Linked DNA regions of Homo sapiens: region 2 is linked to region 1. Evidence: read pairs that join two places in POLR2A ChIA-PET (ENCODE). Cell type or tissue: GM12878. All regions are shown on one strand. Links, peaks and the distances in the headings refer to the core of each region. The heading gives the core; the rest is flanking DNA.

Region 1 (8,097 bases), core at 1,210-6,209:
TACTCGGGAGGCTGAGGCAGGAGAATGGCGTGAACCCAGGAGGCGGAGCTTGCAGTGAGTCGAGATGGCACCGCTGTACTCCAGCCCGGGCGACAGAGCGAGACTCCGTCTAAAAAAATAAAAAAGACAGGAAAAAAAAAAAAACCCAAATCAAAAAAATCAGAACAAAACAAACCCCGTAAGATGGGTTTATTATTATCCTGGTTTTATCAATGGAAAACTGAGGCTTAGAGAAAGGATATCATTTACTGAAGGTCATACAGACACTAAATGGCTGAGGTGGGATCTGAAGATGAGTCTGTGTGGTAGGCAGAAAAACAGCCCCCTCAAGATGTCCACATCCTAATCCACAAGACCTTTGAACGTATTCCTTTACTTGGCAAAGGGACTTTCAAATGTGATTAACTTAAGGACCTTGAGATGGGGAGATTATCCCAGTTATCTGGGTGGGCCTGATGTAAACACATGGATCTTTATGAAGGAAAGCGGGAAGTAGGAGAGTAAGAGAAGGAGACAAGATAATGGAGGAGGTCGGAGTGGCCACGAGATGCAGACAGCCTCCTGCAGCTGGAAAAAGCAGGGACGTGGATCTGCGCCTAGAACCCTCAGAACAAACACAGCTCTGCCGAGCCATTTCAGACTTCCAAACTCCAGAACTGTCAGATAATACATTCGTATTGTTCTAGGTCCCTAAGTTTGCAACAATTTCTTAGAGCAGCCATAGGAAGCTAATACACATCCAGATACAAGGAGTGGCAGAAAGAAAAGAAGTCTCAGTGGTTTTGTCAATAATTCATTTACAGGTCATGGCTAGCCATTTCTGGTTTTCTACAAGGATTTAGGGAACTAATTATTTTTTAATGTTCAGAGCTTGAATGCTTACCACTGAGTTAAATGACCTCTCTCTACCTCCACCCTGAAAAATGCCTCTTGTTTGAAGGTTGTTTGTAGCTAGAATTTGGGTTTCATAGGGACTGCAACATAGAGACTGCAAAGTTTATTTGTGCTGGAAATTATTAGTGAGGCTAGTTGAATATCACCTTTCTAAAAGAGTGAGTGGGTGAGGACTGGTTCACAGGGGTGTTGGTTTGAGTGCAGGTGGCTACTTGAAAGAGGAGGGACCTATGTGGCTTACTATGGTTAGATGGGGGTTCTGACCTAGCTGAGGAAACCAAGTGGAGAAGCCACTTTGTACTTTAGTTTTACAGTTAGTTTGATTATTTTTATTTTTATTTATATTTATATTTTTATTTTTATTTTAGATGGAGTCTTGCTCTGTCGCCAGGCTGGAGTGCAGTGGCACGATCTTGGCTCACTGCAACCTCTGCCTCCTGAGTTCAACCAAGCCTCCTGACTGGGCTTCCCGAGTAGCTGGGACTATAGGCATGTGCCACCACACCCAGCTAATTTTTGTATTTTTAGTAGAGACAGGGTTTCACCATGTTGGCCAGGAGGGTCTCAATCTCTTGACCTCGTGATCTGCCCAACTTGGCCTCCCAAAATGCTGGGATTACAGGCATGAGCCACTGCGTCTGGCCCAGTTAGTTTGATTTTTACAGCCTGTAGGGGAGAGAAGGGATCCTACAGATACTAATCTAGCACCTTCATTTTACAGATGAGCAACCTGGTCCGGGGGAGGAGAACTGACTTAGCCAAAGCAGACAGGGGGTCCTGGCCAGGATTAGAGCCCGAACCCAACCCCAGCTCCTTGCTATGCCCACTTCCTTCATCTCTCTTCCCACACCACTTGGTGTGGTTCTGTGTACACTAATTGGACATTTCCCATAAACAAAGTCATGGTTTGGTCACTGTTCAGAAGGTGGTATTTGTAGACTCAGATCACCAAGTGATATCCTCACTTCAATAAGTTGTCCTGTGATTCTTGGTTAATAAAACCCATGCTGTTATAACAAGTTTATTTCAGAGCCACATGTGTTATTAAAATAAATTACTCTGTTCTAGCACACTTTTGGCATGTTTGGTTCTTATAGAAGAGCCTGTGCTAGCAGTGGTAAGTTTAGCTACCTACCAGTTGGATCACATATAAATCTACCCAAATCTTGACACAAGACAGTAAAATCTAGGCCAAAGGGCACTCTTCCACCCATGCCCCAAACTCACACATGCCTTATTGCTCTTAGCAAGCAGACTCGAAATTAATGAACACAGAATCATATCCATGGTGGGATTGTGGATTTCAATCGTGGCCTTGCAGTGTAGGCACCACAGGTTATTTCTTACCAATCAGGAAACAAACCCAGAGTGTTTAAGGAATAGGCCCAAAAGGTCACACAGCCTGCTGTTATCAGAGCAGGCCAGGGCCCAGGTCTCCCCCCCTTTACACTCTGTGGACTAGTGTGACTCTGTGGATCATCGGCATCAGAATTACCCTGAGTGCTTGCTAGAAATAGAGAATTCCTCGAGACCAGCCTGGCCAACATGGTGAAACCCATCTCTACGAAAAATACAAAAATTAGTTGGGCATGGTGGCAGGCACCTATAATCCCAGCTACTTTGGAGGCTGAGGCAGGAGAACTGCTTGAACCTGGGAGGTGAAAGTTGCAGTGAGCCAAGATCGCACCATTGCACTCCAGCCTGGGCGACGAGAATGAAACTCCGTCTCAAAAAAAAAAAAAAAAAAAAAAAAGAAGAAGAAGAAAAAAAGAAATAGAAAATTCCCTGGCCTTCTGGGGTGGTTGGGGGAATTGGGAGGGAGCATGTGGCTGAGGAAACTGAATGTTTAACAAGTTCCTCCTGTGACTCTGAGATACCGTGAAGTTCGTAAACCTCTGAAAATGCTCACTGTCAGTGGTTCTCTACTCTCACTCTACATAAGAACTAGATGAAGCATCAGAAAAACCCAAAAACAACAACAACAAAAAATCCTGGGCCCAATCCCAGTATTCAGTTAATTTGGATGGTGCCAGGCAATTGTATAATTTTGGAAAATGGCTCAAATGATTCTAATGTGCAGTCAGAGTTGGAAACCCATGGCCATTGTGAACAGTGGTACCAAATGCTATACCTGAAAGGGCAGCCACCCTGTAATTCTACCCTAGCCTTCTGGCCATGTCCTAGCTTGCAAGCTCTGAGGAGGTAGGGCAGGACTCTGAAGAATAGAGAATGAATGAGGAACAAGGTTGCATCCTTTGAAAACTCCAGAGCTTTGATCAGTTACCTCACCCTCAATTCAATCCCCCATCCAGGAACTGCCCATGCCCTGACATCCTCCCTTGACTTATTCCCAAAGATCTCACACTGTGTTCCCTCTTTTAGACCCTTCAGAACAAAATCTGAAGATGTTAGCCCTTTTAGGCCCAACATCTCTATGCTGTGCTGGTATCAAGCAAAGCCTCCAAGATGTTTCCAATTTGTGAACATAGTGCATCTTGTAATTGATTTGTTCTTCTCTTTTCTCTATCTACTAGGAAGCTCAGAGCCAAATCTGAGGCACACCTTTAGCAGTCATACAGCACCTTATGGCATACATTTGCTATACCTTATTTTCCTGTCATAGCTTTTCTTTCATTTGTTTCTGTTTACCTATTTTTTACAGAGAAATGTCCTTTTTTGATTTATTCTGACATGCTATAAATGAATTAATTACACTATTTAAAGACTTTTCATCAATACATTTCTCTTTCTCTTGGGTCAGACAGAGAAAAAGAAAAGAGCATGCAAGAAAGATGGAGAGAAGAAACACATGCACACAGATAATATATAGAAGTGGGAGGAGGCGAGGGAGGGTTCGTGATCATATCAGCCTTACACAGGGTGGTGCTCTCCAAGGGGCAAGAGTCAACCTGCTTATTATAACCATTTCACAAGGATCTTAAAGGAACTTCCTTCTATGGTCAAACCCTTTTGTTCTTACTCAGAATCAGTCTAGCTGTTAAGTCTGTGGCAGCTGGAGCTACAAAACCAAGGCCTGAAAGTTGCAAAACTAGGTACTGTGACTGTGAGTCACCTTTCCCCTTCACACACATACACCCCACAAAATTGATTTTAACACACATAAAAATTGAGAAAACACTATAATACTAAATCTAAGATGATTTACAAAGGAATATTACTTAACGAATGGCTTGAAGTAGTTTTTTAAAAGCTTGGAGAGATTTTGATTTCATAATGAGTCAACAAGTCATTTTTTCTGCCATTAAAAAATCTCATTTCTTAATAAAAACACTTAGTTTTTCATGACCTTATAAATAAAAAAGCTCCCATTTCAAAGTAAAAATGAAATCTAAGATTATATAGACGTTTATGTCATTACTTTTATCTAAGCAACATACATACATGCTCAAGTAAAGCAAAAGGTTAAGTAAATTTCTGCAATAAATAGGCTGCTTTTGAAATGCAAAGAACATTATAAAGAATGCAGAATCTTAAGGGTAATCAAGCAGTCATTAAGTTTTTCTTAAGTATTCACTTTAGATGTTGTTATTTCTGGCACAGGTAAGCAGCAGAGTGTTTTTTTTTGTTTTTTTGTTTTTTTTTTCCAGACAGCGTCTCATTCTGTCATGTAGCTGGAGTGAAATGGCATGATCAAGGCTCACTGCAGCCTTGACCTTCCCACGCTCAGGTGACCTCCCTCCTCAGCCTCCCTCATAGCTGGGACTACAGGCATTGCCACCAGCTAATTTTTGTATATTTTGTAGAGATGGTCTTTTGCCATGTTGCCCAGGCTGGTCTCGAACTCCTGGGCTCAAGTAATCCAGCTGCCTCAGCCTTTGAAAGTGCTGGGATTACAGGTGTGAACCACTGTACCCCACCATAGCAGCAGAATTTTTTATGTGCTCAAATACTGGAATCTTTGGTTACTGCCATATCAGCAAAGAAGCCAACCATTTTAAGAATGTTTTATGAGAATGTTCATTAAAAAAAAAAAAAAAGAATGTTTTAAGTGAACACCTTGCAAATCCTAAGGATAGCTATCTATTTTTTTAACCTTGTATGTATTTTAATAAGCTGCCTCAAACATGCTTTTTGAAATCAGGGAAGATATAGAAAAATTAATAACAGCAACTGATAGGATTCAATTCATCACACTGAAACATGTTTTTGTAAATGAGATAAAAATCCTTTCCTGACTACAGGGTCATCTCACCTGTTAGTTCTTTTCACTACAGGGGAGAAAACAAACAAACCAGCAAAAACCTTTTCCTCTGCCCTCTTAGGTTCAGTGTCTGGGGCCTGAGAATTAAACTGGCAAAAGACAGATTAACAGGGGAAAAAGCATCTATTTTATGGACAAAGGAAACGGGTTTGGGCTTCTGGGGGTGAAAAATTGTAGGAAAGTGACTAGGAAGTATACAGGGAAAGTAATGGAAAGCAAGGGTTGCTTTAGTAAGGTGTCTTTATGCCAACTCATCTCAGTGCCAGTTTTCTGTCTCTAGTGATAGGTTACTTTCTTCATTCTGATACAGGAGAAGGGTGGAAATTTATGCCACCTTCACAAAGGGAAATTTATGTCCTGCTTCTAGGCAGAAAAGGAAAGGGCAGAGAGCTCTTCTTACAACTGCTATTTCTCCATTGCTTTCAGCCCAAAATAATCATATGCCAAGGTGGCATACTTTGGGGTGGTATAACCTGATCCCCTTCACCATGTCACTTAAATTCTCTCTTGTCCTGTTGCTGTGCTCAGAGATGCCCTGGGGTTTCAGTGTTGATCTCCCAGAAGAGCCATACATATCCTGTAAGAAACTATGCTCTGTTGGTTAAGAAACAGCCACCTAGATAAAGTTCAAAGAATTCTGCACTCCAGATTGTGTATGTTCCTAAATGTGGTTTGGCCTGGAGAAACAAGGACCAGGAAATCATGGAAAGCCAGGCAGATGGGAGTTAGAGAGCCTGGCAAGGGTCCTAAACAAGTGCTCCGTGCCTACCCTCCCACTACCCCCTGCCCATCTCTCCAGGAAGTGGTACTCAAACTCGAGCATGTGTTAGAATCACCCAGAAGGCTTATGAAAACAGATCCCAGGTCTTTGCCCACAGAATTTCAGATTTAGTAGATCTAGAATGCCCAGTAATTTGCAATTCTAACACGCTCTCTAGATGTAGCCTTGCTTCTGGTCAGAGACACCCTGAGTAGCACTGCTCTAGGGTGGTGAGACTCTCTGTCTTCCAGACAGGCTTTAAACTGACAAAAGACAGATGAACAGAGGAAAAGGCATTCATTTTATGGATGTTAATATTTTTACATAAATGGGGGCTTCACAGAAAAGAAGTGAAGAGCCAAAGAAGCAGTTAGACCTGGAGCTTATATATCATTTTAACAAAGGGGGATAAATTGTGGCCAGGTGATTAGATAAAAGAAAGGGGTTTGGGCTCCCCACTCTTTCTCCAGTGGGGAGAAAGAAGCTGCTGTGGGTGAAGTTTTACTGGGGATCTGGAGGAGGAGAAGGGGCCATGCTCATATCTGTATCTAGGTGCTAGAAAGAGAACAGCTGAGATTTTCCATAAACTGTCAGTACTAGTCAGGCTGAATCAGAGTGAATCTTTGGAATAGAAAAAAAATAAAGATTTTGCTTTCTCATCATCATAACACTCTTCTATTCAGTCTAGGCATAGCTAGTGCAACCTTTTGCTCCACCCAACCAGCTCCATTCCCTTTATCAATTATTTATAATATGCTTGGGTCACTCACGGGAGAAAAACACTGTCAGCATCAAGAGGTAGCAGAATTTTCAAAATACATTTTGCTGTCTTGAACAAAAAGTTTAACTATTTATTAGTCAGTAGTTCCATATGGTCTTATACTTTTTTCTGAGTCACAGTTTCACTGTGTCGCCCAGGCTGGAGTGCAGTGGTGTGATCTCCACTCACTATAACCTTCACCTCCTGGTTTAAGTAATTCTTGTGCCTCAGCCTGTAGCTGGGACTACAGGCGTGCGTCACCATGCCTGGCTAATCTTTCATATTTTTGGTAGATATGGGGTTTTGCCATGTTGCCCAGGCTGGTCTAGAACTCCTGACCTCAGGTAATCCACTCTCCTCAGCCTCCCAAAGTGCTGGGATTACAGGTGTGAGCCACCACACCCGGCCTGGTCTTATTACTTCTATACATAAGACAGGATCTTTCAACATTTATGTAGGTTAATATTTCCCATGTTTTTTGAGGATTCCCAAAAGACTTTGGGGGTTGCCAAAAAACTTTTAGGGGTTGAATCTTTTCGCAGTAACAGAAAGGGGAAACATCAATCCATGAGAGTTCAGACCAGCAGTTTAATAACACCCTCTTTCATAGCTCAGTTCCCAGTGCATGAAGAGATTCAAAGCAATCTTCTTGTTCTCAGTTCTTAGAAAGAAAAATTTGAGAGAGATAAAAGCAGTAATTATCTGTATTATTTAATAACTTAAATGTAATAGCCTAAGAAAAAACAGATGTCAAAAATATATAGTCTAAAAAAATAGAAGCTAAATCCTTTCCTCCTAGGATGTCTGAAAAGGAGAGACTCTATGGAGTATGGATGAAGCAAAAAAGGAGTGATTCCTACTGTGAAAGATGAACTGTGGACATAGTCACTCCAGACCACTGAGAGCAATTAGCCAATTTCATTGTCACCAGGAGGGCACATACCAGAGAATCTGGGAGAAAGCCTGGGCTAGAGCCCTTAGCATTCTCAGGCTTACTGGTGCTGTGATTCAACAGCCTTTGAGGGGATGAGGAGAACCAAAGACCACCACCATCACTTGTAAAAAGGATACTATAGCAACAACACAACTGTCAAAAATCACCTAGAGCTTAGACTGTATGCTGTTTGAAATCCAGCCTGAGTTGCTTTCTTGTGGAGGTATTGAGACATGTGCAGAGATACCTTAAATATGTGCAGGGGGCCCTTCTTTTTAAAGGACACTTCATGAGCTCTTTCTGCTCATTAGTTTTCCTAAGAGTTCACCATTTAAGCTAGAAAGATGCTGCAAGCTATCTCAGCTAGCTTCTAATTTGGACATAGCCCCAATACTACACACACAATTGAACAAGTGAAGAATCTTCCTGATTCTTCTTTGGACTGAATAGGTGTGATCTTGTTAAGAAAAATATGTAGACTTAGGGCCAGATTTTATCAGTCTCCATCCCAGAAAAATGGTGGAGCA
Region 2 (8,097 bases), core at 2,058-7,057, 100 kb after region 1:
TTATAACAACACAAAAATAAAGAAATCTAACAACTGAACTTGTATTATAGTTTTAGGATTCAGTTTATATCTAAGCTTTCATTTTTATTAAATGGTAATATTAAAAGGTCCTCTCTTCAACTCAACAAGCAGCAATGTATGTATGTGGTGGGAGTGGGGAGGCCCTGTAGAGATAAAAAAAAAAACTCCATGACCGTATCTCAGAACTACATAATAAATCATTCCTTACTTTACTGATACTTCAAACTAGAAATTATGTCCTTTGGATAGAAATTCAATAGGTCTAAAAGATATTTACTTGCTCCAAAAAAGGACATAAGGTAACATTAAAAAATACAAACAATATGGTAGATTATATTAAAAAGCAAAGCAAAAGGAAAACAATGTAGAAAAGTAAAAATGAATAGGTCCAGACAAAAGGGATCACACATTCACTCCCGTTCTAATAAAAAGATCCTGTAATTTATTATAAAAATAATAAGTGAAATACTAAATGCATGGTATAAATTCAAAATTTATATTGTATTTAAACTAAAATTATAATGGCATCTGCTAAAACTATGCAGATGGGAAAATTTCTTTTTATTTCTTATCATCACCATACCAGCAACAAGGACTACTTAAAAACTTGCAAATAAGGATATCACTTGTGACATGAAAGCCAAATTAGTCTGATAAACAACCATGTGATTAAACACAGATGTTTCTCTCAATGAACTATATATATTTTTAAGGGAGAACTATATTAATTTTAAGGGGGAAGAACTCCTGCTGTTAAAAGTGAAACAAAAAGCGGAGGTTAAAAATATTCATTTTAAGAGGGAGCAATTCAAAATAATGATATAATCAAAACATCTTAATACAGTAAGCAGTTAAAAAGCTGATTAAACTAACAGAGGTAAAATGACCTAAGATGACACACTGATAGAGGAAACCACAGAGAATCGCTTGAACCAGGAAGTCAGAGATTGCAGTAAGCCAGGATTGTGCCACTGCACTCCAGTCTGGCGGCAGAGCGAGACTCCGTCTCAAAACAAACAAACAAACAACAACAACAACAACAACAACAAAACCCTAATTTTAATTTTGGTTTCAATTTGTTATGTTGCAGTACTTTATTTCTTATCCCTTAGTTTCTCCATTGGTTAGATGGAGAAGTATAGTTTTTTCAGAGGTATGTTAAGGATCAGTGAGTTTTTTCTTATGTTTGAAAACAATGTAATATAAGTCTTAGCAGCTGGATTCTGGAGTTCTTCTGCAAAGCAGCCTTTAAAATCAATCATGCATATGAAATGGGAGCAAGGGCACACTGCATGGAAGATTTTTTTTTGGTTATTGTTGAAAAGCAGACTTAGGGTAACTAAGGCTGTTAAATTATTTTTAAAACTTATGTTATTGAGACTCAACACATTAGTTTTTAAAAATACTTCCTGTAACTTTCTGTCATAATTATGTACAAAAGATAAGTCATATAACATTAGATTTCTCTCTTAAATGTTAAATGAAAAGACTTTTTAGGAAAAAGTAACTATTAGGAAAACTGATATTCACTTTTCAGTCTAATAGTCTTTCTTTGATTACAAAACAGATAAAGGAAAAAGAATTTTACCAATTTAACAAAGTCGTAAGTAAATGTTAAAGTTGATATAAAAGCTTAAATCACCAATATTCTATAATTATCACTAAAAAATCCAACAATTTCCCCTACATGACAAATATATAATGCATCATAACAATACAACAGGGATAAACGTAAGTTTTCACTCTCATCAAACATAATGATGCAAATACTATTACTTGGTTTTCCACTTTTCAAATTCTTGTAGGCTTAATCATGTGCCACTTTCATTAAGACCAAATCCAAGATTTATTTCAAGGTTTTAAGTAAATGGAAAGAGTGCTAAGGGTCAATAATAGATGTTTTTATGCCATTTTTAATTGATTTTCCTATTCATAATTCAGTGTTTTTCACCAGAAGCGACTGACCTGCTTATTTGAAAACAATAAAAATGGCTAAAACAGTAAGCTGTATCATTCAATCCTCACAACTCTACAAGGAAGGTACTATTATTACCCCACTGTACAAATGAGAAACTGGAATCATGGAGAAGTTAAATACCTTACCCCACAGAGTTAATCAGTGGTAGAGCTGGCATTCAAACCCAAGTAGGTAGCCTGGTTGCAGAACCCTTGTGTTTAACCACTATGCAGATTACTGGTACCCACTGAATCAAGGTCTTTTGGAGGATGAAACCAACAATCTTCATTTTAAATAAAGGTATCACATTATTTTTATACTATCTAAAGTTTGAGAACCACTGACATAACTCTTAGGAAAAAGTGGCACACATTTGGTTAGACCCTTTACAATATACAGTCGTCCCTCGGTATCCGTGGGGTACTGGTTCCAGGACTCACCTCTGAACCCTGCGGATACCAAAATCCAAGGATGCTTAAGACCTTGATATAAAGTGGTATAGTATCTGCATATAACACATCCTCCCATATACTTTAGGTCATCTCTACATTACTTATAATACCTAATACAATATAGTTGTGATATAAATTGTTGTTATATCATATTGTTTAGGGAATAATGACAAGAAAAAAAATCAGTACATGTTTAGTACGGACACATTTAAGAAAATATTTTCAATCCAAGGTTGAATGCACAGATGCAGAACCTACAGATACAGAGGGCTGACTGTACACACACACACACACACACACACACACACACACACACACACCCCCACCCCACCCTGCCACACATACAAATCCAATCCACCATTTGAATGCTCACAGTGTATACTCTAAATAGGAGTAGGATGATTATTTTCTAAACCTGGGTGCAGATATTAGGTGTGTATATAAACATGGATTCTTTCTGAAGCAAATAGGGGGGCAAGTTCAAGTTCTAGCTTTAAAAAAAGTCAACAAAAACATTGTCAAACTAAAAAGCAGCTGAGGTCAAAACATTTTTAAAAACTCATTAGGACTTAAAAAAAAAAAACTTCACAATTTAACCCTTTCATTTATCTCTATCTAAGCATGCTTTCTGTCAATTTAAAGAAGACTGGTCCTTTGGCAAACTGGTCAGGTTTTACAAAAGGGATCTATTATCTATCCAAAAACAGGTTCATTATTTTCAGAAGCAAGATATTTCAGAATGAATAATATGAAGATCTTCTGACTAAATATTTCTATATTTTTATGTTTAATGCTAGAAATGTGATATTTAAAACACCTTGAACAAAACAAATAATTTACAGAATCTGAGGTGCTAAATACCATATCGCTAGAACTTTTGGGCAGGGAATGAATTCACTTTATTATATAATAGTCTTCTTACATGTGGAAGACTCAAATAAAGTAACACACTACATAAAATTATTTTGAGAGACAAAACTAAGTTTTGCATTTAACAGCAAAGTTTACTAGTGACTAGCACTATCTCCTATTTTATTAATGTGTGTATTTGAAGCAAATGATCTATTTCCCTGTGAGACAGTTGCCAAGTTTCTTTATGAGTAATGCCGTGGTATTCATATTGTAAACTAGGCATAAGAACCACTGTTTTCATGAGACTATTACTCCTCTCTATCCTCTCTCTCTCTCTTCTTCCCTCTCTGTTTTCTCTCCCTCTAGGACACCTTGAGAACCAGGAAGAGACTTATTTATTTATTTATTTATTTATTTATTTATTTATTTAGAGACAGAGTTTCCCTCATTGCCCAGCCTGGAGTGCAATGGCGTGATGTTGGCTCACTGCAACCTCTGCCTCCCAGATTCAAGTGATTCTCCTCTCTCAGCCTCCCGGGTAGATGGGATTACAGGCACATGCCACCACACCCGGCTAATTTTTTTTGTATTTTTAGTAGAGATGGGGTTTCATATAGGTCAGGCTGGTCTCGAACTCCTGACCTCAGGTGATCCGCCTGCCTCGGCCTCCCTAAGTGCTGGGATTACAGGTGTGAGCCACTGGGCCCGGCCAAGACCATTTTAAACAGCTCAATCTGGCAAAATATTTTGACCATGACCCATGGTCAGCAACACATTTTACAATGCATATCCTTGTGTACACACATACAATTGAAACCAAAGTTTCACGAAACAATATATGTGAGTGTACATATTCACACTGCTATGTGTAGCACACTTACTATATGTAATTGTGCTGATTTCTTTTCTAGTTTAATTTTGTTAGCTTAAAAAAGAAACACTGGTCATGCAATCTGCTAAAATGATTTCATGCCTCACTAATGAATACCACTGCAATTTTAAAAAACACTGGCTATGCAGCCTGTGCTACTTAATATATGGAAAAGTCTATTCACTAAGATGGGTATAGAGGAAATATTAACAATGGGCCAGATTTGCTCTAACATCTACATTCCCAGGGCTGATGCTTTGAGGACTGAGAAAAACAAAAGTCGGAGAAATAGTAAACACAGGTGTGACAGCAGTGGACGCGTGATGATGTAATACTAAAGCATTAAAATATGTTACAAGAAGTGGTATAAAGGCCTCTAAGTAAACAGTAAAATTGTTATTTTTTTATTAACTACTCTGCAACCAAGGTTATATAATATATAAAAGGATTTTGTAGAAATGTTTGTAATTCATCCTAAGAATATCATTAAAAATATTCTATTCTACAGTACTAAGAGAAAAACATGTCTATTTTCTTTAACTGTTGATTTAAAAATGTTAAATTTTTACCAGTTAGTAACTTCCATAAAAACACTCTCCAAAATAGAATTTTTACTGAAAATGAATGTGTCCACATTTTTAGATATATCTAACTATTAAACTCACATTATATATTATCAATATTTTCATAGCTATTGTCCCTTTATTTTCATCTCTACTTGACTTGAGACTCACAAATTCATCTGAACACCACTTTTATCTTTTGGTCATTAGGTATGAGTTTATAAAACTTTTGAAAATTGACTAGACACATGAATACAAAGACGTTTTTAAAGAAAGTGTTTATTGAAGAAAATACATCTTTTATAAAATAGAAAATAAAAGCATTAATTAGGGTGAGATTCTCTGCTTAGTATTAGCTACAAATAAAAAACTCTTCACTTAATCATATGGCAGTACAGATAATTACTTTTTCTTTCCACAGAAATGTTTAAAGACCATTTCAATTAACCTTTACTTAATATTCTCTCTGAAGATCATATACAGCTAAGAGTTGAAAGATTTGTTTTCCAAGTTAATAAATCTACCATTTATTTCTACAGTGCCCAAATAAATGAAAACGAACTATCTAGGCACTATTACCATCTCCAAATTATGATTTGTTCTTGGAAGAGTTTCATTCACACATTTGCTTTTATGTATTATATATATATACATACACACACACACACATATACTATATAGTATATATATATTATTTCTATTAAACTGCTTCTAGGAAATGTACTAGTAGAGATTAAGATATAAAAAAGGGTTTTTATTATTAAAAGACAAAAATAGAGGTAAAAATTACGAAATACTAGCAGATTAAATCTTGGTTACATCTGCACTTGCAGGGAGAAAAGTCACTGTCAGAAACATTTCATTACAAGTAAGTGTGCTACAGTTTCTTGGAATTCAGCCAAACTCTCGAGGAATGATATGAACACTGAAACAAAAAATTGAAAAATTTCGAGACAAAGTTGAAACATTTACCTGAAACTCTGGTACAGTAGGTGACTTTATGACAGTTTTCCTCTTCTTTGTGATTGCTTTTTTAGAGACGGATTTTTTTCCTTTCAAGATTAAAAGAGAAAACCTTCATAATGCTGTTTATAGCACTTCATTAACAAAAAACAAATTACGCAGATCCTTGAAAGTTAAATTGTAACTAACAGATGGCTGCTAGTGAGTCAAATAAAAATGATGAATCAAAACAAGCCCCAGTAAAAGCAAACATTAAACTATTAACTACCTGTTAACAGACATATTAACAAATGCTGTTTTATGTTTATATGAACTGAACGATTACCATCTCCAATGTGTTATACGGTAGAATCTACTGCAAGATTAGGCAAAAAAGTCACATTACTACTGCTTAATTAAAATCTACATTTGCAACTTAAGATGAGACTACATAGGGAAAAAAACCTTACCTTTAACATTGACTTCGCAGTCAGGAACTTGCATAAGAACTACAGCTGAAGACTATGGTCTCTAGCCAGCCTAATGTGAAAATCCCCTTAAGTAGCTTAGGTAACAAAGTTTTTCTACTCCTTTAGCTCTGCACTCACCTAATAGGCTGCCCTTGGCGGTATCAATACCCAAAGTTTTAAAAGAAGATAAACATCTCCCTTTAAAGTGCACCTAGTTATTTGTGGAATCAGAAACCACTGGAAAAAAATAAACCTCATACTTAGAGCCAATTCACAGTATACACTGAAATATATCTACTTTTTGTATTTAACGTGACAAAAAAATACATACATGCATAAAAATTCTATTTTTAGACCAGGCGCGGTGGCTCACACCTGTAATCCCAGCACTTTGGGAGGCCAAGGCAGGCGGATCACCAGAGGTCAGTTCGAGACCAGCCTAGTTAACAGGGCGAAACCCCGTCTCTACTAAAAATACAAAAATTAGCCGGGTGTGGTGGTGCGTGCCTGTAATCTCAGCTACCTGGGAGCCTGAGACAGGAGAATCATGTGAACCTGGGAGGTGGAGGTTGTAGTGAGCCAAGATCGCACCATTGTTCTCCAGCCTGGGCAACAATAGTGAAACTCTGTCTCAAAAAAAAATAATAATAAAATAAAATTCTATTTTTAGTTAGAAACACATTAAAAGTTTTCCCCCAATTTGTAATTAGCAAAATCAATTAACAAACTGCTAATTACTCAACAAATACTAGATACAGGACACTGTACAAGCTACGGGGACAACAAGGAAGTAAAAAATTATAAAAAAGAAAAATCCTATCCTCTAGGAGCTTACAATCTACACAAGGGCACAAAAAATATTCAGCAATACTTTTCTGTCATTTTTAGTTCACAATCATTTGCAGACTAAAATCCACTTAAATGTCAATATTTTTTTCAAAAGGGAAAATGAATGCGTACATAAAGTAACTTTGCTGTACATAATCCTAATGCTCCTTTCCAAACATTTTCCTATATAAATATAATCATCTTGCAAGAAATATGTCAACTCAATTGACACAATTCCAGTTTATAATTTGTTTTTTGTATTACTTTTTAATCATATCGCAGAACTGTAATTTATAAAATTTCTAACTTTTGGCTCAATGAAATCCATGTATACTATGACTGAACTGCAAATTTTGAGTTGCTGAGGTTCACAGGGGTTTAACTGTCTTATTTTAATAAGTATTGACGGGTATCATTTGACATCTGCTTTCAATTAAATTAAAATAACCCAACATATATTTCTTTATTCACCATTGTTATTTACTTCTGTGCTTACACAGTACCTTATAACAGAAGTATACTCCTACAAAGATAGGTAAGTGGGTGGGCTGCTTAAATAAGCAATACTCAGGGAGAAGTGATTAAATTCTTGATATCTCTATAATACAGCTAGTAATTGATTCCTAAACTGAGTGCCATAAGTATTGCTGAAGGGGGCTCATGAATTTGAATGCCAAGATGCCTTTCCTCTATACACTGCCTTTACCATTTTTTAAAGTTCACAAGAAAAAACTGAATGATCTTGCTGACTTATGTATGGGAAGGTTTTATAAAAACAGTAATTTGGAGGAAATAAAATTCTTCCTCAACCTCTCCCCACCAGCCCTACTCTGATTAGCTTAAAAAAAAAGCGCCATTTGATTTTGTATTCATTTATAAGCACAACAGAGGTCACCCTTGATAGTCCCATGAATTTCATCTTATTGTTACACAGGCACTAAACACAGGTACTAAATTCTCAGTTAACTCTAGCAGCTACTCTATTTGAATGGACTGAGAAGCTAAGGTGGTTACTTGGTATTTCAGTTCACCACGTCATTAGGATGCTTAAATGTTATTAGGAAATTGGAGGTAATGTTACATATTGGTTATAAGCTTGAGTTTTAGAACTAAACTACCTGGGTTTGAGTGCCTGCTACAA

The links. ChIA-PET counts read pairs that join two places held together with the same protein. Peaks named below come from ENCODE experiments on the same cell type or tissue, not always from the same donor. Only the 100,000 strongest peaks of a DNase experiment are listed, where the experiment ranks them.
Region 2: POLR2A ChIA-PET joins it to region 1 with 6 read pairs; 3 of 35 experiments call an interaction of 5 or more read pairs at or near these places.

The regions. Positions count from the first base shown.
Region 1 is chr9:5,847,783-5,855,879 of GRCh38, forward strand. It overlaps a transcript of ERMP1 not described here and the pseudogene AK4P4. Among named protein-coding and RNA genes, the nearest start is that of ERMP1, 19 kb to the left of the region's middle. RefSeq lists a silencer at 6,050-6,099. In GM12878, for the core only: a CTCF peak has its summit at 3,784; a DNase peak (open chromatin) is centred at 3,869; H3K27ac peaks cover 2,784 bases.
Region 2 is chr9:5,948,328-5,956,424 of GRCh38, forward strand. BRD10 (bromodomain containing 10) reads right to left here. Exons shown (of 8, transcript NM_001017969.3): 4 at 5,689-5,768. Among named protein-coding and RNA genes, the nearest start is that of MIR4665, 55 kb to the right of the region's middle. In GM12878, for the core only: no CTCF peak of the experiment used is centred there; no DNase peak of the experiment used is centred there.